Regions from separate parts of the Homo sapiens genome. Here regions 1, 3, 4 and 5 are each linked to region 2. A link is a contact called in ENCODE Hi-C or POLR2A ChIA-PET data. All regions are on one chromosome and are shown on one strand. The core of a region is the stretch at or near the end of the contact, and the rest is flanking DNA. Distances in the headings are between cores, read along the strand shown. Region 1 holds the start of TCEA2 (transcription elongation factor A2). Region 2 holds the start of FNDC11 (fibronectin type III domain containing 11). Region 3 holds the start of C20orf204 (chromosome 20 open reading frame 204). Region 4 holds the start of TPD52L2 (TPD52 like 2). Region 5 holds the start of SAMD10 (sterile alpha motif domain containing 10).

Region 1 (4,065 bases), core at 1,088-3,587, 510 kb after region 2:
CTCACTGCCAGCTCCGCCTCCCGGATTCAAGCGATTCTCCTGCCTCAGCCTCCTGAGTAGTTGGGACTACAGGCGCATGCCGCCATGCCCGGCTAATTTTTTTTTGTTTTTTTGTATTTTAGTAGAGACGGGGTTTCACCCTGTTGCCCAGGCTGGTCTCAAACTCCTGAGCTCAGGCAGTCCACCTCCCAAAGTGCTAGGATTACAAGCATGAGCCACCGCGCCCAGCCTGAGTCTTTTTTTTTTTTTTTTTTTTTTTGGAGACAGTCTCACTCTGTCACCCAGGCTGGAGTGCAGTGGCACAATCTGGGCTCACTGCAACCTCCGCCTCCTGGGTTCAAGTGATTCTCCTGCCTCAGCCTCACAAGTAGCTGGGATTACAGGCATGTGCCACCACGCCCGGCTAATTTTTTTTTTGTTGTTGTTTGTTTTTGAGATGGAGTCTTGCTCTGTTGCCCAGGCTGGAGTGCAGTGGCATGATCGCCGCTCACTGCAAGCTCCGCCTCCTGGGTTCATGCCATTCTTCTGCCTCAGCCTGCGGAGTAGCTGGGACTACAGGCGTCCGCCACCACGCCCGGCTAATTTTTTGTATTTTTAGTAGAGATGGGGTTTCACCGTGTTAGCCAGTATGGTCTCGATCTCCTGACCTCGTGATCCGTCTGCCTTGGCCTCCCAAAGTGCTGGGATTACAGGCATGAGCCACCATGCCCGGTCTAATTTTTGTATTTCTAGCAGAGACAGGGTTTCACCATGTTGGCCAGGCTGGTCTGGAACTCCTGACCTCAGATAATCCGCCCACCTCAGCCTCCCAAAGTGGTGGGATTACAGGGGTGAGCTACTGTGCCCAACCAAGATGAGTCTCTCTCTCTCTTTTTTTTTCTTTTGAGACGGAGTCTCGCTGTTGTTGGCCAGGGCTGGAGTGCAATGGTGCTATCTTGGCTCACTGCAACCTCCGCCTTCCGGGTTCCAGCAATTCTCCTGCCTTAGCCTCCCAAGTAGCTGAGATTACAGGTGCCCGGCACCACACCTGGCTAGTTTTTGTATTCTTTGTAGAGACGGGGTTTCACCATATTGGCCAGGCTGGTCTCGAACTCCTGACCTCAGGTGATCCACCCGCCTGGGCCTCCCAAAGCGCTGGGATTACAGGCATGAGCCACTATTGCCCGGCTAAGATGAGTCTCTTAACTGACCATATTTTCCTTTTCATTTTGGCTGCGGGGAAGCTCAGTTATATGTGATTAGTGCCACAGACAGCCCAAGAAATGCTCAGCCCATTCCACCTGCCACCTGGCCTCATAGTTCGTTGGCCTGAACTTGAATGACTACAGGCTCCTTGATCCACACCCTCCCCCAGGATTGTGCCCTCTCCAGGAAACCACCCAGCATCTGCATTACTGGGGAGCTGCCAGGCAGTGGTGGGGATGCTGGCCCTGCACCTGTCCCCGTCCTCAACCCTCCCTAGGCCTGGGCCATCTCTCTGGCTGCCTGCAGTCTGGCCCTACCTAGGGACCTCCAACAACAATGTCAATGAACACTAATTGTCATGCTCCATCCCCTCTCTGTTCTCAGGCATGTGATGTGAATCAGCTGACATCATCTTGACGGGAGCCCTGTGAGGCGGACACTTAACTCCAGTTTCACAGGTGGGGAGACTGAGACACAGTGGTCAACGTGCAGAGCCCAGAATCTGCTCCCTGGTAGCTGACTTTGCAGGCAGGGGCCTTGCCCACGCAGCCTCGGCAGAGGCCCCCGCACTTCGCGAACCCCAGCAATGGCCCCTTCCAGACGCCACGTCCAGCTACCGCGCGCTCACACCTGCAGGGCCCCACAAGAGGCCTCCCAGTGTGCGCGGGCCTCTTGAAGAAGTAACTCTACTCAGAAGCCCGAATGACCCAAACTGGGCTCTGGGAGGCTGGGGACGGCCTTCTAGGCCAAGTGGGGCGCGCGCAGGGCTCAGCGGGGCCCAAGAGAAGGGCTGAGGGCACTGGGTCCTGAGCCACCCACCGAAGGACGCCGCGGGACAGCAAGGCCCGAAGCAGGAGGAGAGAAGGGAGCAGATTCCTGGGCCTCCTGGGGCCCGGTCGCTCCGGGATGTCTGAGCTCTGGGAGGGGCGTGCCCGGGGCGCCTCCCTCGCGGGGTATTGTGGGATCACGAGTCACTGGCGACGGTGGGTCAGGACTACACTTCCCAGGAGGCTGTGCGCGCCGCGTGGCGCCTGGGAGTTGTGGTCCAGAGCGCGGGCGCGGCGGGCGCGGCAGGCGGGCGCGTGGACTACGCATCCTAGGATGCCGCGCGCGGCCGCGGGGCCGAGGGTTTGAACCGGGGGTCTGTCGTCCGCGGCGGGGCTGCGTCGGCTGCGGCGGGTGTGGGAGGTGGCGACGGCCGGGGCCGGGGTCCTGCCCGGCTGCGGAGGCGGGCGCGACGGGCGCGGGGGTCGCTGCTCCTGAGGCGATGATGGGCAAGGAAGAGGAGATTGCGCGGATCGCCCGGAGGCTGGACAAGATGGTGACCAAGAAGAGCGCGGTGAGGGGCGCGGGCCGCCAGGACCCCGGGAACCCCGCCCCGCCGAGACCCCGTCGAGCCCGCCGACCCCCGTTAGGGCCGGAAGACGACCTGAGGGGCAGGACGAGACCCCTCCCCGGCAGAGACTAACCGGGACGCAGGGGAGACCCCCACCCGTGGCCGAGACCCCTGCCCCGGGCCAGCCCTGCCGTTCACTCCCGCAACCCCGGCAGAGGCCGCGATCAGGCCTGGACCTTGTCCCGGGAGAGCCACCCGCTCTGGACTCAGACCCCTCCCTCGCCCGCAGTCACAGGCTCCGCACCCTTCCCTGTCCCTTAACTCCAGACCCCCAGCCTGGCCCGTCGACTCCTTCCTTGGCCCTGTCCCGCCTCTCGGAGCCCCCGGGGTGTTCGGGCCTCCTCTGCGGGCCGCGCCAGCCCCTTGCCTTCCTCCATCCCGGCCTGGGCATCCTCACAGGCCGAGCCCCGCCCCCCAACTCAGCCCTCTCCCACGCTCCGTCTCTTACAGCGTTTGTCACCCTCCGTCTCCCATAGCATTTGTCGCCGGCAACAGTTTGGAGTCTGAGGTTGGATCCCCTTTTCTTCTGGAGCTTCCGTGCCTCCCCTGCCTCTTCCCAGCCCTTGTCATCCTCCTTCACAGGCCAGCCAGATACCTGTCTTGCCTGTGGGCCCATTTTCTTCCCTGTCTGTCCCCACCCCACAAGAACCAGGTTTCTCTAATAAATTCTCTCCCTTCTTTAGCCAGGACTTAGCCCGCAGCAACTTGGGTTGTGGGTAGTTATGTGGACACCCTCCGAAAAGAGCCGGTGTGCTTATATAAGAGCCAGGAGGTCGGGCAAGCCTCCTCTGGGAGTGTCTGGGCGCTGGAGCCTCTGGCCGGCTCTGTTCACTGCGGCCTGGGCCTCTGTTGTCTTGCGGCCACAGCGAGACTTTGGAGGAGGCTGTGTGTGAGGACTTTGAAGGGGCCAGGTCAGTGGGGGTCCAGTTCCAGCGTCATGACCTTGGCAACCTCTGCACCCTCCCACAGAAGCATCTTTAGAGGATGCTGCCTGCCTCCTGGGGGGTGGGGAGGGGTCTGGCCGCAGGTCATTTGGAGCTCCTGGCTGGCTCAATAAACGTGACCTGTGCTTTCCCACCCAGACTGTGAACTCCTGGGGCAGGGCCAGCTGTGTGTCTGCCAGGCCAGCCCAGGGCGGTGAAGGTGGCTGAGTCATGGGCTTTGGGTGATTTGTGCAGCCACCCCAGGGCTGTGTGACTGCAGTGGGGGTTTGGGGGAAGCTTTTTGGGCTGAGCAGGGTTGAGTCTGGGTTCCTGTGACCAGCGTTCTGGACTGGGGTCTGCCCTGGGAAGGGGTGGGCTCCCACTCATTCCTGCTGGGTGCAGCACCCCCATCATTGCGTTCACACACACCCCGGAAAACTGGTCAGCACAAAGTAGGGGTCTGCGAACCATTCATAGCTGTTTCCAGAGATGACCCGAGAATGGAGTTGTTCCCCTTCTTAAAGGAGACAAAACACAAACGATAAAAGCTGTAGGTGGGAG
Region 2 (4,276 bases), core at 146-2,645:
ACCTGTAATCCGGAAGGATCAGAAAGACCCAGGTGGGAGGATCACTTGAGCCCCGGGGGTGAAGACTGCCGCATGGGTGACAGAGCAAGACGCTATCTCAAAAAAAAAACCACCCACATCCACCCACTTCCTGCCAGGCCTAACCCCTGGGGCCTCCATGCACCAAGGGAAAGCTCTTCCAGGGTGGGGTCACCGGGAGGAGGGGGGAGGCTCAAGTTACAGAACAGCCTGGTAGGGGCTCAAAGACGCCCATCCTGGAAGAGGCCCCAGCACTGACCTCCGTGGGGGTGGAGATGAGGAGGATGGAAAGGGTGTCTTCCTCCAGCATCTTCCTGAAGGTGAAGGAGGGGCACCTTGGGGTGTCTAAGATTGTGACCCCAGGAGACCCCCAGCTAGCTGGGGTGTGCTGTGGGGGAACGGGGGGATCCCAGAGGCCCTGAGCCCAACTGAACAGATACAGACGGGACCAGATGGCCTCAGAGCTCCCCTGCGGGGCTCCCTGGAGCTATGGAGACCCCATTTATCCAGAGTCAGGTCGGTGCCTGAGCTTGGGCAGCCCCAGGTGGAAGGAGCCCATGGTGGGAGGAGCCTGTAGTGGGAGGAGCCTGTAGTGGGAGGAGCCTATGATGGGAGGGGCCGTGGTGGGGGGAGCCCGCGGTGGGAGGAGCCTGCGCTGGGAGGAGCCTGTGGTGGGAAGACCCTGTGGTGGGAGGGGCCGTAGTAGGGGAGCCCGCGGTGGGAGGAGCCTGCTCTGGGAGGAGCCTGTGGTGGGAGGGGCCGTGGTGGGGGGAGCCCGCGGTGGGAGGAGCCTATGATGGGAGGGGCCGTTGCGGGGGAGGGGGGAGCCCATGGTGGGAGGAGCCTGTGGTTGAGGAGCCTGCGGTGGGGGGAGCCTGCGGTGGGAGGAGCCTGTAATGGGTGGCATCTGTAATGGGCGGGGCCTTGCTGGGCAGAGCCCGCGGCGGGGGAAGCCGCCCCTCTCCTCTGTCCAGGCGCTGGGTGGTCCATCCGCCTGGTCACCGGCCACTGCCTCTCTCCCAAATTCCTCCGAGGGATTCCCGAGGAGTGCGCTCGGACTGGGGGGTTGAGCAGGAACTCCCTCCCAGTCACCCGAGGCTCCTGCGCCCCGCCCGAAGCCGGGGGTGCGTGGGGAGTGGTGCGCCCGCGGAAGGGCTCCGGGACGGGAACCCCCCTTGGAGCCTGGCTCTTGGACCAGCCACCCGCCGTGGCCCCTCAGTCGGGGACGCGGGCCCCCAGAAGTCTGGGGCTCTCCAGGAAGCGAAGCGGATGGAAGATTACTCGGCTCGGGGTCCCGGGTCCCCACCCCCGCCCCGCCCCCGGGCCGCAGCGTCACAAAGGCCGCTGGTCCCCAGGGCAACCCGCGGAGTGCGGAGGGAGGCTGGGCTCTGGGAAGTCCGCGCGCGGCTCCGCTTCAGAGGCAGGGCAAGTGGGCGCGGTCCTGGGGCGGCGGCGGGGGCCGGGAGAGGAGGGCTGGGGGTCTCGAGAAGGTAAGGGGCAGGCAGAGCGGCCGGGGAGGTGGGCCCGGGCCAGGGGAGCCAAGGGGAGTGTGGTGGAGGGGGTAGAGTGCGGGCACCTGGTGGTCTCAGGGAAGCGGGCCTGGGACCGGGGCGTGTAGGAAGCAGCGAGGGGCTCAGAACCACCTTTCCGGGTTCACGACCAGCCTCTCTGGGTGTTCCACCTGGGCAGCTGCTGGAGACTAGAAAACATCCCTCACACGTCACAGAGGCACGGTTTCCCTCCAGCGGTGAAATCCGCCCCAGCCTCCAGCAAGAGCAGGGCTTAGGCCTGGGGTCCTGGGGTCCTGCTCTCAGCTGGCACCTCACCCCAGACACACTCCCTGCTGCCCCCAGGGGCCTGTTCTCGAGGGATTCCCGAGGAGTGCGCTCGTGAAGTCATATCTGCCTCACGCCCAAAAGGGCAACCCTTCCCGGGCAGATATGACTTCACCACGTACCTGTGTGGCCCTGGGGAACTCAGCAACTGCTTAGCTCTCATTTGTGGGTCGTCCAAGGCCCAAGTGGCTGTGACAACCTGAGATCTCCAGGGTTGCTGGGAGCCGGGGCAGCAACCAGGGGTGCGGCTTGCTCTCCAGGGAGCTGCGGCAGAGCCTGGGGCCACAGCTGCACTCAGCCGGTGCACCCACGGACAGAGGGTCAGACTCGGCTCAGCACTGGGCTCAAGCCCTGGATGAGAACAAGAACCAAGCTTCTTAGCCTCAGGCTCCATCTGGGAAATGGAGTGTCACTTGTGGAGTCCATGAGCTCACCAGGGACAGGATCCCGGGTCCACAGCGAGGGCCCACAGCGTGGGAGGAGGGCTGCTCCTCCGGGCCCAGGCCTGGGCGCCCTCCTCCCATGCTGACCAGCCAGCTGGCCTCGTCTTTGGTGAGGCCTGTCTCTGTGCCCTACAACTGCGGTGAGGCGTGGAGCGTCCCCAGGGAGAACCGGAGCGGGAGGATGGCCCGCGAATGTCCCCGAGGGGGATCCTGTGCTGCTTAGGACCACGCCGTCCCCTCTCCACGGCCCCGAGGGGTGCCAGCAACCCCTTTCAGCAGCAGGGTTAGGAACTGGGGCCCTTGCAAGGCCACAGGTCAGGCGGTTCTGGCCAGAAGTCCGCAGTCCTAGTTCTTCCCTGTCCTGTCCCACAGGCCACTGGTTGTCAGTAGAGGTTTTTGCCCCTCAGTATAAACTGTGTCCAGATCTGTAGGCTGCCCATCCAGCCCTCCAGGCAGCCTCTTCCCATCGAGTTGTGCCCCCGAAGAAGGACAGAGGTCCAGCATGGGGTCAGTGGGCTGAATCCATCCCCCGAACATGCCACAGCCCAGGGGAGGCCAGCCTGCCTGGCAGCTGACACCCAGCCCTCCCCCCAGCTCCCGGATAATGAGCACCCATGTGGCAGGCCTGGGCCTGGACAAGATGAAGCTGGGCAATCCCCAGTCCTTCCTGGACCAGGAGGAGGCAGATGACCAGCAGCTGCTGGAACCAGAGGCGTGGAAGACCTACACCGAGCGCCGCAATGCCCTGCGTGAGTTCCTGACCTCGGACCTGAGTCCGCACCTGCTCAAGCGCCACCACGCCCGCATGCAGCTGCTGCGTAAGTGCTCCTACTACATCGAGGTCCTGCCCAAGCACCTGGCCCTGGGCGACCAGAACCCGCTGGTGCTGCCTAGCGCCTTGTTCCAGCTCATCGACCCCTGGAAGTTCCAGCGCATGAAGAAGGTGGGCACAGCTCAGACCAAGATCCAGCTCCTGCTGCTCGGGGACCTGTTGGAACAGCTCGACCATGGCCGTGCTGAGCTGGATGCCCTGCTCCGGTCGCCAGACCCACGGCCCTTCCTGGCCGACTGGGCGCTGGTGGAGCGGCGGCTGGCGGACGTGTCGGCCGTCATGGACAGCTTCCTGACCATGATGGTGCCGGGGCGGCTACACGTCAAGCACCGCCTGGTGTCTGATGTCAGTGCCACCAAGATCCCGCACATCTGGCTCATGCTGAGCACCAAGATGCCTGTCGTGTTTGACCGAAAGGCGTCGGCGGCTCACCAGGACTGGGCCCGGCTGCGCTGGTTCGTCACCATCCAGCCAGCCACATCGGAGCAGTATGAGTTGCGCTTCAGGCTGCTGGACCCGCGGACACAGCAGGAGTGCGCCCAGTGTGGCGTCATCCCCGTGGCTGCCTGCACCTTCGACGTCCGAAACCTGCTGCCCAACCGATCCTATAAGTTCACCATCAAGAGGGCCGAGACCTCCACGCTGGTGTACGAGCCCTGGAGGGACAGCCTCACCCTGCACACCAAGCCGGAGCCCCTGGAGGGGCCCGCCCTCAGCCACTCTGTCTGAGAGATGATTTTCTAATATTTATCCACTAATAAAGAAGAGTGTAAATGCACATATGGAATTAAAGAAGCAAACCTATTTATGTTTTAAAGGCAGCAGCCACCAGTGTTTTTCCTGGCTCAAAACATGCCAAGCCCCAGGCCTTCTGCTCCTGCTCTTTCCCAGGGGGAGCCACAGGCCGGACCTCCCAAGACAGCTGAGCCTGGAGCAAGAAGTACCAGCCCCTGACACCTACGGGTCCAACGACGACGACAAAAGCTGCTCCACGGGGCCTCTGCGGTCCTAGCCCCCGCCCCTCCTCACCACCCCCATCACCGTGACCGGGCTCCGGCCTTCCTTACCCACCTCCCTGGCTTGTGGGGCTCCCTCAGGGAATGACACTCCTAGGCCGTGATGCCTCCCACCATCCCCTGCCCAGCCTC
Region 3 (3,896 bases), core at 609-3,108, 480 kb after region 2:
GAGTGAGAATGGCTGGGGTGGGAGATCCCTGCCTGCACGTGGGGCGGTCCTGGTAGACCAGAATGTGGGTGTGGGTCCCCCTTCCCTGTGGTTCTGGGGACCTTGAGGACATGGTCAATCCCGGGCAAGGGACCTGCCACCCCTGTATGGGGTCAGGAACTGCTGGTTGGTCTCTGCTGGGCAGGCAACCTGGGGTCCAGCTCAAATCGTTGGAATGTGGAAGTCCTTCCTCTCGCCCCGTCCTGAGGAGCAGCTGCAGGAGCTTCATGAGTGTTTTCACTGGAACTTGTGGAGGAGTTTCCTTTGATCCCTCATGGAGAGACGGAAGCATGAGGGAGCCCTCAACATTTATTCTGAAGATGAAGAGAGTCCTGCAGCTTTTTGGAGTTTGTGAAGTCAGCCCGGCCCTGTACAGATGTGGAAACCGAGGCCCAGGAAGTTTGTGAGCCAGCCCGGCCCTGTACAGGTGTGGAAACCGAGGCCCAGGAAGTTTGTGAGCCAGCCCGGCCCTGTACAGATGTGGAAACCGAGGCCCAGGAAGTTTGTGAGCCAGCCTGGCCCTGTACAGATGTGGAAACCGAGGCGTAGGAAGGAAGCCCTTCTCTGACCTCAGAGCTGAAATGGCCAGTGCTGGGTGGGCATTGAGGGGTCACACAGAAAAGAATGTTTCAGGCCATGTTCAGGGGATACTTCCTGCAGGGCCCTTGGAAAGTTCCGGAGCGCTTACATTGTCCATGTGTGAGTGTCTCCTCTTTCTTGCCTGTGTGGGGTTTTCTCAAATGCTTTGAGTTGGCCAAACCACAGTTGTGCGCCACTTAACAGTGCGGATACATTCTGAGAAAAACCTCGTTAGGTGATGTCGTCTTGCAAACATTAAAGAGTGCATTTACACAAGGCTGGCAGGCACGGCCTCCTGCACCCCCAGGCTGTGTGCCCGGGTGCCAGAGCCTGGGGCTCCTGGGCTGCAGACCTGCACAGCCTGTCACAGCATTTAATCACATCCAAACACGGAAAAGGCAAAAACGTAAAGATGCAGTGTTACAATCCTAGGGGACTCCTGTCACCTGTGTGGTCTGTTCTTGACTATTGTGAGTCACTGACTTTTCCCCCTGGGAAACTACCTTAACTTGTCTTCAACTGAAATTTTTTCAGCCTGCAAAGATGAGTTGTGCCTCAGAGGTTGCTCGTGTTCTGAGGTGCCTCTTCACCACTGCCTGTCAGGCTGCTAACCAGAGTGCCCCAGACCACAGCAGAAGCGACAGCAGCCAAGGATCGGGGGAGCCCACCCTGCTCCTGGGTATCTTTACGGCAGGCAGCAGAGTAACAGCCTCAGACTTACCTCTTCAGCCAGAGACCCCTCAGCCCAGGAGGAGTGAGGCCGGGCCAGCAGCGGGGGCCCGGGAAGCCCCATGTCTTGGGACCTGCTGGGGCAGGGCCCCCTGGATGTCAGGCTGCAGGTCCGGCAGCTGGGGAGGGGATGAGGGCCTCCCACCAGCTCTGCCCATCAGCCAGATCCCTGGGAGAGGCAGCACTTGCTGGCCACAGAGTCGGCCCCAGTCTCACCTGGCTCCCCTCCCCCACCAGCTGGGCCCTGCACTGCCCCAGCCCACGCGGCGCCTCACCCCTCCTTGACAGAACAGTATCTCTGGGACGGACAAGTTAATCCAAGACCCACAGTAGCCCTGGATCCCCTGGGAGAGGTGGCTGCCCAGCTCCAGGGCCAGGTTAATTGAAGTGATAGGGAGTGGAGAGAGGGAGGGGGCAGGGCTGGGATTGCGTGGCCTTTCCTTCCCTCTCCTGCTCCCTCCCTCAGCTTGGAGGAGCCAACTTCAAAAGCCTCCGCCTGGCCTGCCCCTCTGCAGTCCTCCAGGCAGCCTGTCCAGGGAAGCGGTTGGCTGGTGTTGGACCTGGTGCGGCAGTGCACACCCTGCCCAAGGACCCCAGGATCATGTGCGTGGCCTGCTGGCGGGAGTGAGGGAGGGCAAGACCCTGAAAGGCCCATGGTGAGCAGCTGTGGGCCTCCTCTAGGGAGGGGGCTTACTTGGGTGGAGGGGCTGGGGGTACACACAGCTCAGGAGACACTGCTTGTTCCCCTGAGCCCCACCAGGAAATCTCCGGTTGGCTCTGGTCACTGCGTCCCTGTGGGTGGCACTGGGTGCATGTGCCCTGGCTTCTGGCAGTTGGGGGAGGGGGGCTCCTGGGTGCCGGGCAACCCTGTTCTAAGCTGGGCTGAGGCTTGAGCCTGGAAGTGGTACTAACAGGCCAGTTGGGACTCCCAGGGCAGCCAGTCTGCCCCACCTGGGTGGGACACAGCAGGTGCTGGACATCCTTGCAGCTCCAGCTGGCCTGCTCAGGAGTCAGGCTCTGGTTCTCGCTATGACCTCTGACCCAGAGCAGGCAGAGGGAATGACGTGGCAATTCTGAGCCCACCAAGTTGGCTGTGGCGTGTGTGGTTGGGGGGGTCAGGTTTCAGGAAGGGGCCACAGCAAGCCATCTGCTCTTCCAGCCATTGCTGCTTTGTGCTCTGAGCAGGAGCTGCCACCGCCCACCAGGCCCCCAGCTCTATGCAAGGGTTGGGGTGCTGCTTGTTCAGGCTCCCCTGACAGGGCTAGGAAGCCGAGTCGAGTCCTCTTATCTTGGTTGGGTTCGCATGATTAATTTCCAGCCCTAGATCTGCTGTCTGACTCCATCCTGGGGGCCCAGGGGAAGGGTTGGGGCTGGCCCCTTTTGGGTGGCTGGGAACCTGGGGGCCGTCAGCTGTCTCCTTGATGTTTGGGCTTTATCCCTGCGGGCGCAGGCCCTCCATTTTGGGTCGGGGGAGGCCTGTGGCACAGGCTGCCCGGAGGGATGGCGTGGGGCGGCTGGTACAGGCAGAGGGGCCTTTTGCGACTGTTGGTTGGGGCTGGATGTGGTGGCTCCTTCCTCCTCTATAGCTTCTGGGTGTCCCCCTAGCTTTCCCCTTCCAATAGGGTGTGGCTTGGAGCTCTGAGCCCCTGCCCCAGTTGGGTTGGGGGTACAAGGAGTCCCCAGTTCCCACGTCTCTGTGAGCTAACCCAGAGGGCGCCAGTATGGGAGGTGTGGAGTTGAATGGGCATGGCCATGAGTGAGACAGGCTGTACTGGGACAACTTCCTACTGTACCCCCAAGAGCCTGCAGACCAGCCCCACTAGAGCTGTACGGGGCTGGTGGGGGGCCCTGCTCTGTGCGGTCCTGAGGGTGCTCCACCCCTTGCTGGCCCCACTCCCACGTGGACCACAGAGCCAGGCTCTCCTGACTCTGGGCCTGCCCCCTCTATCTCCTGATGGGTTCTTCAGGACTCAGTGACATCGCCTCCCAGCCGACATCACTCACCCCTTTCACATCTTTGCAGGGAGCATAGAACTGTCTGGTTTGCAGACCTATCTCTTGTGTCTCCTGATTTATCCCGCCAGGCCTGTGCCTACAGCCTTTCTTGATTGGTGACACGTCCATTTCATTCGCTCAGAGATCCCGTGGGGTGGGGCAGGGGGTGGGGCTTCTACGGAAACAAAGTGCAGGTGGGCTGGCTGCTCCCTGTGCTGGGAACACCCCCCAGGCCTAACCCCAACCTGCTGTCTCCTCCAGGTACCCCCTAAGCCTGCACTCTGGGCGCTCCTGCTGGCGCTGCTGGGGACCGCGCCAAGCCGCGCCTATTCCCCGGCCTGCAGCGTCCCCGACGTGCTCCGCCACTATCGCGCCATCATCTTCGAGGATCTGCAGGCCGCCGTGAAGTGGGGCGGGGCGGGGGCCGAAAAGACCAGGCCAGGCTCCAGACACTTTCATTTCATACAGAAAAACCTGACTAGACCCGGGAGCTCGGGACGGCGGGGACGGCCTCGGGCCTCCTGTGGCGCCCAGAAGGTATGGAGGAGGCGCCC
Region 4 (4,207 bases), core at 511-3,010, 310 kb after region 2:
CATTCTGTAGGGCTCCCTCCCACCTCCAAACTCCTGGCTTCTACACCAGGGCATTCACAGACAGATTGCAGACTCACATGGTGGCATGTGAGGCTACAGATACACTTGCACAGGCCAGAGGATACTACTGCGTGTCCCCTGGAGCCAGGCCTGGGCTGGACTTTGTTCCTGGCTTAGGGATGCAACACAGAATGGGACAAGGCCTCTGCTCACAATGGTCTGTAATGTCACATCTCTGTGGTCTGCCCTGAACTGCCTGAAGCAGGGACTATTGTCCCTACATGTCCCTAGTCCCCGGGCTGGCCTGGTTGGGTTGAGCAAGAATCTCTGGAAAGAATGAAAGGCAGCAAATGGAGAAAACATTACTGAGAGCACGAGAGCAGGCTAAGGCCGTGGTGGTAAGGGACTCGGGCCTGTGCAAGAGTACCAGGAAGACACCTGTGGGAGGAGGTGGCCGGGTGAAGGAAGGGGCAGTGGGAGGAGCTTCCATGCCTAGGGACCAGTACCACCCCAGGCTGGAAGCCCAGAGTGGAGTCCTAGGACATCAGATCCTAAAGGGCTTGAATACCGTTTAAGGCTTTTCTTCCGGGAGCAAGTAGGAGCCAAAGAAGGGAAGTTGCGGGACTTGTTTTCGTGGGGCCAGTTGCCTGGTGGTTACGCGCCTCTCCTCTGAAGTCAGGCATCCTGTTCCAGAGTATCCTGGTTGCGCTTCAACTTGCGGAGTGACCTGGGGCAAGTGACTTTAACCTCAGCTTCCTCATCTGTGGAGTGGGGAGGGCGCAGCGCTGGTCGCCCTGAACAGGAAGTGAGACAACCTCGGGGTGCACACGCGCAGGCCCGAGCCGCAGGGTCCACGCCCGAGGCGAGGCGGCAGCGGCGCCTGCAGGGCGAGGGGACGAATCGCGATCTTTTTCAGAGTAACCCGCGTACAATAAAAAGTCCCCATGAAAAGGACAAACTAGCCAGGCGTGAGGGGCGGTGGCTCACGCCTGTAATCCCAGCACTTTAGGAGGCCGAGGCGGGTGGATCACCTAAGGTCAGGAGTTCTAGACCAGCCTGGCCAAGGTGGCGAAACCCCCGTCTCTACTACAAATACGAAAATTAGCCGGACGTGTTGGCGCGCGCCTGTAATTCCAGCTACTCGGGAGGCTGAGGCTGGAGAATCGCTTGAACCCGGAGGGCAGAGATTGGAGTGAGCTGAGATCGCGCCATGGCACTCCAGCCTGGGCAACAAGAGTGAAACTCCGTCTCAAAAACAAACAAAAAAGGACCAACTAAAAAAAGAATATAAATACAATAAATAACAGGACTTACGGGGGCAGGCTGACCCCTAAAGTAAGGGGTCGGGCTGGAAAGGATCTCAAGGGGTCAGAGTTTGAGCCGCCGAGGCGCGCGAGCCCCAGCACTCCTAGGCAGCTGCATCCGCCCCGGAAGATCCCCTGGGGCCCTGCGCTGGCTTTCCACAGCGCCATGTTGGACGGTCCTCCCACTTCCCACCTTCCCAGTCCTCCCGCTACTCTGACCGTTCTACCTGTGATTCTCGCTGGTGGAGTCAACCTGGAATGGATTCCCGCCGAACCACGCCTCCCTTTCCTGGTTCGCCCGCAGTTTCGGCCTATCAGGTTGAGTCGGGTAAACCAGGACGGGCCAAGCGGCACTCTCATTGGATATCACTGGTGGGGGCGGGAAGAAGGCGGAGCACGTGCCCGGGCGGAAGTAGCCGTCGCATCGCGGATTACGAAACGCCGCGGAGCTGAGGCAGTTCCGCTGGCTAGTGTGTACGCGGCGAGCTTCTCCCGGCGCCGCCCGCTCGGCTCCCATAGCGCCCGCGACAGCGGTCCGGACGCCGCCCGAACATGGACTCCGCCGGCCAAGGTACCTGCCGGGCCCGGCCCCTTCGCCGCAGATGGGCCCAGGCTGCCCGTTGTTCTCCGTCTCCCGGGGTCGCGTCTGCGACTCTCTGTCCTCTCGGTCTCGGTTCACCCACCCCGCGGCCCCTCTTCAGCTCCCGGGGCCACTGACCTCGAAGCTTATGATGGTCGTGGTGTGTTTTTTGCCCGCGGCCCAGACCGCTTCCTGGGCTCTCTCCAGCCGCCCTCCTGGTCTCCCCTGGGACCGTTCCGAGGTGTGGTTCCCTGGCGCCCGCCGTTGCTCCCGTAGTTTGGGTTCTGTCGCTCCCAGCAGGTCTCGCTTATGCCGCCCACCCCGTGCCCTGCTCTTGCTTGCTCTGCCACCCCCCGGTCCCTGCGCGGGGCCCTCGGGTTCACGCTGTCTGGCCCTGGACCCAGTCCGAGGTGTTGAGGGCGGCTCCCGAGCAGAGAAGGGGTCTTCGCGTTCAGCAGAGCTCCCCTTGGGCAGCAACTCTGCTCGGAGCTCAGCCTGCTTAGGGGTTGCCTCATGGAGAGGGGGTGGAGTGAGTCAGGGGCACACCCAGCATACCAGGCCTGTTTCCAGAACAGTCTCCCCAGAGCAGTATGAGATGGCCACTGAGGGGCGTGGAGCGAGCCCAGGAGATTAAAATCTTGAGAAGATGATAAAAGTCTGCCTTGCATTTTGGGGCTCTAGAGAGGGATGCTAAATTTCTTTCTTTCTTTCTTTCTTTCTTTATTTTTTTGAGACGGAGTCTTGCTCTGACGCCAGGCTGGAGTGCAGTGGCGCGATCTCAGCTCATTGCAACCTCGACCTCCCGGGTTCAAGCGATTCTGCTGCCTCAGCCTCCTGAGTAGCTGGGACTACAGGCACGCGCCACCAGGCCCAGCTAATTTTTGTATTTTTAGTAGAGGCAGGGTTTCACCATGTTGCCCAGGATGGTCTCGATCTCTTGACCTTGTGATCCGCCCGCCTCAGCCTCCCAAAGTGCTGGGATTACAGGCGTGAGCCACTGTGCCCGGCTACATATTAAGCTTTATAATTCCTAGGTGCTGCATTATTCTGGAGGGTGTTTTTTGTTTGTTTGTTTTTGTTTTTTTGAGATGGAGTCTCACTCTGTCGCCCAGGCTGGAGCGCAGTGGCTAGATCTCGGCTCACTGCAAGCTCCGCCTCCCGGGTTCACTGCCATTCTCCTGCTTCAGCCTCCCAACTAGCTGGGACTACAGGCGCCCGCCATCATGCCCGGCTAATTTTTTGTATCTTTAGTAGAGACGGGGTTTCACTGTTAGCCATGACGGTCTTGATACCCTGACCTCGTGATCTGCTTACCTCGGCCTCCCAAAGTGCTGGGATTACAGGCGTGAGCCACCGCGCCTGGCCTTTTTTTTTTTTTTTTTTAATTTTTTTTTTGGGGACAGCGTCTCCCTCTGTCTCCCAGGCTGGAGTGCAGTGGTGCAATCATAGCTTACTGCAATCTTCAACTCCTGGGCTCAAGCGATCTTCCTGCGTCAGCCTCCCAGGTAGCTGGGACTATAAGACTACAGGCGCACCATGCCAGGTTAATTGGTCTTTCTACTTTTTTTTTTTTTTTTGAGACGGATTTTCGCTCTTGTTGCCCACGCTGCAGTACAATGGCGCGATCATGGCTTCCCGCAACCTCTGCCTTCTGGGTTCAAGCGATTCTCCTGCCTCAGCCTCCCGTGTAGCTGGCATTACAGGCGTGCGCCACCATGCCCGGCTAATTTTGTATTTTTAGTAGAGATGGAGGTTTCTCCATGTTGGTCAAGCTGGTCTCGAACTTCTGACCTCAGGTGATCTGCCCGCCTTGGCCTCCAAAAGTGCTGGGATTACAGGTGTGAGCCATTGTGCCCAGCCTCATTTGTCTTTTTTTAAATAGAACAGAAAGGCTGGGCTCGGTGGCTTACGCCTGTAATTCTAACACATTGGGAGGCCGAGGCCAGTGGATCACTTGAGGTCAGGAGTTTGAGACCAGCCTAACCAACGTGCCAAAACCCCGTCTCTACTAAAAATAAAAAAATTAACCGGGCATGGTGGTGTGCTCCTGTAGTCCCAGCTACTTGGGAGGCTGAGGCAGGAGAATCGATTGAACCCAGGAGGTGGAGGTTGCAGTGAGCGGAGATCGTGCCACTGCACTCCAGCCTGGGTGACAGAGTAAGACTCGTCTAAAAAAAAAAAAAAGAGAATCAGTGGATAAAAAAGTGGATACGCTTCGTTTAGTAAGCGTTTGTGGAGCGCCAAGGAAGTGCACACGGCTCCAGTCCTATGGGACATTTGAAGGGAGTGAGATGCAGCCAGCTTTTAAGAAGAGTATCTTTGT
Region 5 (3,057 bases), core at 558-3,057, 430 kb after region 2:
TCCCGAGTCCGGGGAGGTCGTCTGTGCTGGGGAAACCGGGCTGAGGATGCTGCTTGCCCATCGCCACTGAAGGCACCCAGTTCACACAGCCCTATCTGGTGTTGGGGCCCGACTCACTGACTATGACTCATTGACAGCCTGAACTGTGGGCCAACTGACAAGCAGGGCTCACTCCGCAAACACGCGCTGGGCTCTCCAGCTGTGCCGCCCCCCACAGGGCCTGCAGCCCGGGACAACACCGGCCATGTGAATGGTGGGTACCCATTGGATATGGGCGGGTCAGCACAGGTATGTGGGGTGCAGCCATTGCTTGGGGACCCACGGTGATGCTCTGTGCTCCCTCTTCCCACAGTAACTGCATTAAAGTGTTTCATCTGAGCTTTGTCATCATCTCTGGGGGCACTGCTGACCTGAGTCTGGGGAGGCAGGCGTCTTGATCCAGGTCTGGTTACAGAGGGGCACCCCACATTCATTGTCAATGAATGAATGAATGAAGGCTCTGTATGGTATCTGCAAGTGAACAGAGCCTGTGGGGAGACAGAAGGTGGGCACAGGCCTGCCCCTGTCTTTACAGCACCCTAGCACCCAGGCCTTCAGCAGGGCAGGTGAGGTTCCCACGCTAGGGCCCTCATCCCATCCACCCTAGAGTGAGAGACCCTCCCGGCCTCAGACTCAGCCACCCACTCCACACCCAGGGCAGGGGTTGGGGATGTGTCTAGGAGGTCTAAGTATCGGTGAAAACCACATCCTACTTCCCCGTCCTCCCACGCCTGTAAGACTTAGGAGACATAACACCTTCCGCCCCCATTCTTGCAACTTTCAGGAACCGGACCCCTGGGTGACTCCAAATTTGAGGTCTGGGGTCAGCAGAGGGTGTGCTCAGTGGGCCACCGCCCCGAGGTGGCCCCTAGTGCTGTGGGAAAAGGCTTATTCTAAGCCCGCGCCTTCCAGCGGACAGGCGCCGTGGTCGCCGGGCTTTGCAGGGCCTCGAGCGGCGGGGCTGGTGCAGAAGCGCGCGGCAGTCCGGGGAAACCCGTCGGACTCCTCAGCCCGCACGGCACCTGCCCCGGCCAAGCAGGCTCCGCCCATTTCCTGCCTGCACTCCCGGAGGGAGTTCCGTCCGTCCCGCGGTCTGTCGGTCCGGTCCCTCCCGCCCCAACGTCAGGATTCCAGAAGGAAATGGGGCGGGGGCACCGAGGCGGGATGTGACCTCGGCCCCCTTTCGGCCCCACTGCAAAAGCGGGGGAGGGTTTTCCCCGTGCGCAGGAAAAGGTGACCCGAGCGTAGTGCCAGCCTGGACACAGGCGCCCCGGCTTGACACCCCCTCACCCCAAGCCAAGGGCGCGCTGACCCCCAAGGCCTGAGGCTGGCTGCCCCCTAAAGCAGGACAAAGGCTACGGGACCCCGTTGAGCCGAGACATCCGCCGAATACCCCCAGCCACCGCCGCTCGAAGCCCGCCGGGTCCCGCCCCGCCCCCGTGCCTCTGGGTCCCTGAGACCCCCGCCCGAGAAATCCCCGCTCCCCAATCCAGCCCCGCTCACCGTCCACATCCCGGCGCTCCCCGAAGCCCGCGCGCACGGCCCCGGCGCGGCCACGCGGGGGGCTCAGCTTGGACCTCAGCTCGGTGAACATGGGGCCCGCGGGTGCCAGGCCCGCGCACACGCCCCTCGCCGAGTGCAGGGCGGCCGGTGTGGCCGGCGGGGAACGCGCGCCGCCGCCCCGCCCCGCCCCAGCCGGCCCCGCGCCCGAGCCGGTCCCCGCGGCCCGCGAGTGTGCGCGACGAGGCACCTGCCGCCGAGCCCTGTGTGCCGGGCGCGCTCCGGGAGCTCCGAGGTGTGTCGGCGGCGCGCGGGCCTGCGTGCACCAAGGCTGTCCGCCAGGGCGAGGGGCGTCCGTGCGCCCCTGGGCACGGCTCCGCGGAGGAGAGTCCCCGTGAACCTGCCGGGCGTCCTCTGAGGTCGGGCCCCTCTGTGCGTGGGGGTGGGCTGAGGGGCATCTCACAGGGGTCTTCTACCTACCGGGGCCAGGACAAGGGGCAGGTCAACGCCTCCCACACACTTTCCTCGGTCTCCTACGTCTTTACTCGCCTTCAAATAGGCACCCGCTTCCCCGGAGAAACCAGCTTGACTCTTGCTTACCGCCCACCCCACTGTGAACATCAGGGTGGTTCTCCCTTCCCTCTGCAGCCCCAGAACCTGGCTCAGTGCCCGGGGGAGAGGGGGCGGTACAGTGCTCTGTAACTGAAAGGGGCTTGGCTTGCCTGGAGATGGGGCAGAGGGGAACTCCAAGGAGGCTGTAGCAGGCCGGAGCGGTGTGTTTGCTCCAGGACTCCAGTGAGAAGTGCTGAGATGGGGCTGGGCTAGGGAACTGTGGTTGCCTGGTGCAGCAGCAGGCCAGGCTTGCAACCAGCTATTCGGCTTGCTCTGCCCAGGAGCCTGGGTGCTCTCCCTGGGTGTATGTAGGGGCTCTGGAGGATGTCTTACAGCAGGAGGACCAGAGATGCACACAGACATGTAGAAATGCATGCACAGAGTACAGTCATGCACTTGCACCCAAAACACGAGCACACGTGACCTCTGTGCACACACCCCACTAATCACACACACAGAATTCACCCACATGCTTGACAGCCATGTTCATGTACTGACGTGTTCCCGACAGCTCAGCTGCGGTTATTTATTTCGTCAATTAGCTCTCCAGGAGCTAAGGATGTGGCCCTCACCAGAATGTCCAAGGCATGTTGGCGGGCGTGGGTGGGGTCTCTAGTCCCACTGGAGGGACAGATGCCTGAATGGGGGTTCAAGAATATGAGTGCTAAAAGCGTAGGGCAGCAGTGTGCGCACAGGACGCACACAGACAGGTGTGCCCATAACCAGTACACACAAGCTCTACACAACTGGACAGGGTACAGCTCTGCTCGGACAGGGCGCACCAGGGGCGAGGGCGGGCAGCTGGGCTGGTTCAGAGGGAGGGGGCCATGGGTTCAGAGGGAGGGGACCATGGGTCCCACTCTCACAGACAGGTCTCCGGACTGCATCAGAGCACTCGGGAAGCAG

What was found. Hi-C counts contacts between places; a loop is a spot of excess contacts on that map. ChIA-PET counts read pairs that join two places held with the same protein, here RNA polymerase II (POLR2A). Pooled maps may share reads with other maps.
Region 1: a pooled map shows a loop between it and region 2 (9-fold over the local background). The contact joins the promoter of TCEA2 here to the promoter of FNDC11 in region 2. A Hi-C loop is called at or near these places in 7 of 37 single-sample maps with no recorded cell type and 12 of 50 pooled maps. POLR2A ChIA-PET finds 5 or more read pairs at or near these places in 5 of 52 experiments (Caco-2, GM10248, MCF 10A and 2 more).
Region 3: a loop to region 2 is called in a pooled map, with 3 times the contacts of the local background. The contact joins the promoter of C20orf204 here to the promoter of FNDC11 in region 2. A Hi-C loop is called at or near these places in 1 of 37 single-sample maps with no recorded cell type and 3 of 50 pooled maps. POLR2A ChIA-PET finds 5 or more read pairs at or near these places in 3 of 52 experiments (MCF 10A, PC-9 and activated CD4-positive, alpha-beta memory T cell).
Region 4: a loop to region 2 is called in a map of CD4-positive, alpha-beta T cell, with 17 times the contacts of the local background. The contact joins the promoter of TPD52L2 here to the promoter of FNDC11 in region 2. A Hi-C loop is called at or near these places in 8 of 168 maps with a recorded cell type or tissue (B cell, CD4-positive, alpha-beta T cell, GM11168 and 4 more), 14 of 37 single-sample maps with no recorded cell type and 17 of 50 pooled maps. POLR2A ChIA-PET finds 5 or more read pairs at or near these places in 9 of 52 experiments (CD4-positive, alpha-beta memory T cell, H1, HCT116 and 5 more).
Region 5: a loop to region 2 is called in a pooled map, with 8 times the contacts of the local background. The contact joins the promoter of SAMD10 here to the promoter of FNDC11 in region 2. A Hi-C loop is called at or near these places in 9 of 168 maps with a recorded cell type or tissue (HAP-1, body of pancreas, chondrocyte and 6 more), 6 of 37 single-sample maps with no recorded cell type and 11 of 50 pooled maps. POLR2A ChIA-PET finds 5 or more read pairs at or near these places in 5 of 52 experiments (AG04450, H1, PC-9 and 2 more).

The regions. Positions count from the first base shown.
Region 1 is chr20:64,060,861-64,064,925 of GRCh38, forward strand. TCEA2 (transcription elongation factor A2) reads left to right here and starts at 2,338. Exons shown (of 10, transcript NM_003195.6): 1 at 2,338-2,524. The coding sequence starts at 2,453. RefSeq lists enhancers at 1,719-1,848, 1,859-1,908 and a silencer at 2,239-2,598.
Region 2 is chr20:63,552,764-63,557,039 of GRCh38, forward strand. FNDC11 (fibronectin type III domain containing 11) reads left to right here and starts at 1,396. Exons shown (of 2, transcript NM_001319152.2): 1 at 1,396-1,443; 2 at 2,891-3,932. The coding sequence starts at 2,901. The coding sequence ends at 3,857. RefSeq lists enhancers at 208-297, 593-887 and silencers at 578-637, 658-807, 828-967, 1,238-1,487.
Region 3 is chr20:64,034,324-64,038,219 of GRCh38, forward strand. C20orf204 (chromosome 20 open reading frame 204) reads left to right here and starts at 1,859. Exons shown (of 4, transcript NM_001387010.1): 1 at 1,859-2,003; 2 at 3,604-3,879. The coding sequence starts at 2,001. RefSeq lists enhancers at 1,022-1,251, 2,139-2,732, 2,202-2,301, 2,733-3,326.
Region 4 is chr20:63,863,510-63,867,716 of GRCh38, forward strand. TPD52L2 (TPD52 like 2) reads left to right here and starts at 1,761. Exons shown (of 7, transcript NM_003288.4): 1 at 1,761-1,875. The coding sequence starts at 1,857. It overlaps ABHD16B-AS1 (ABHD16B antisense RNA 1), which reads right to left and starts at 1,564. Exons shown (of 2, transcript NR_165314.1): 1 at 1,315-1,564; 2 at 1-761. RefSeq lists enhancers at 489-718, 812-2,011, 1,051-1,771, 2,493-3,212 and a silencer at 1,179-1,228.
Region 5 is chr20:63,977,835-63,980,891 of GRCh38, forward strand. SAMD10 (sterile alpha motif domain containing 10) reads right to left here and starts at 1,808. Exons shown (of 5, transcript NM_080621.5): 1 at 1,543-1,808. The coding sequence starts at 1,633. RefSeq lists enhancers at 962-1,256, 1,242-1,757, 2,353-2,412 and a silencer at 1,603-1,922.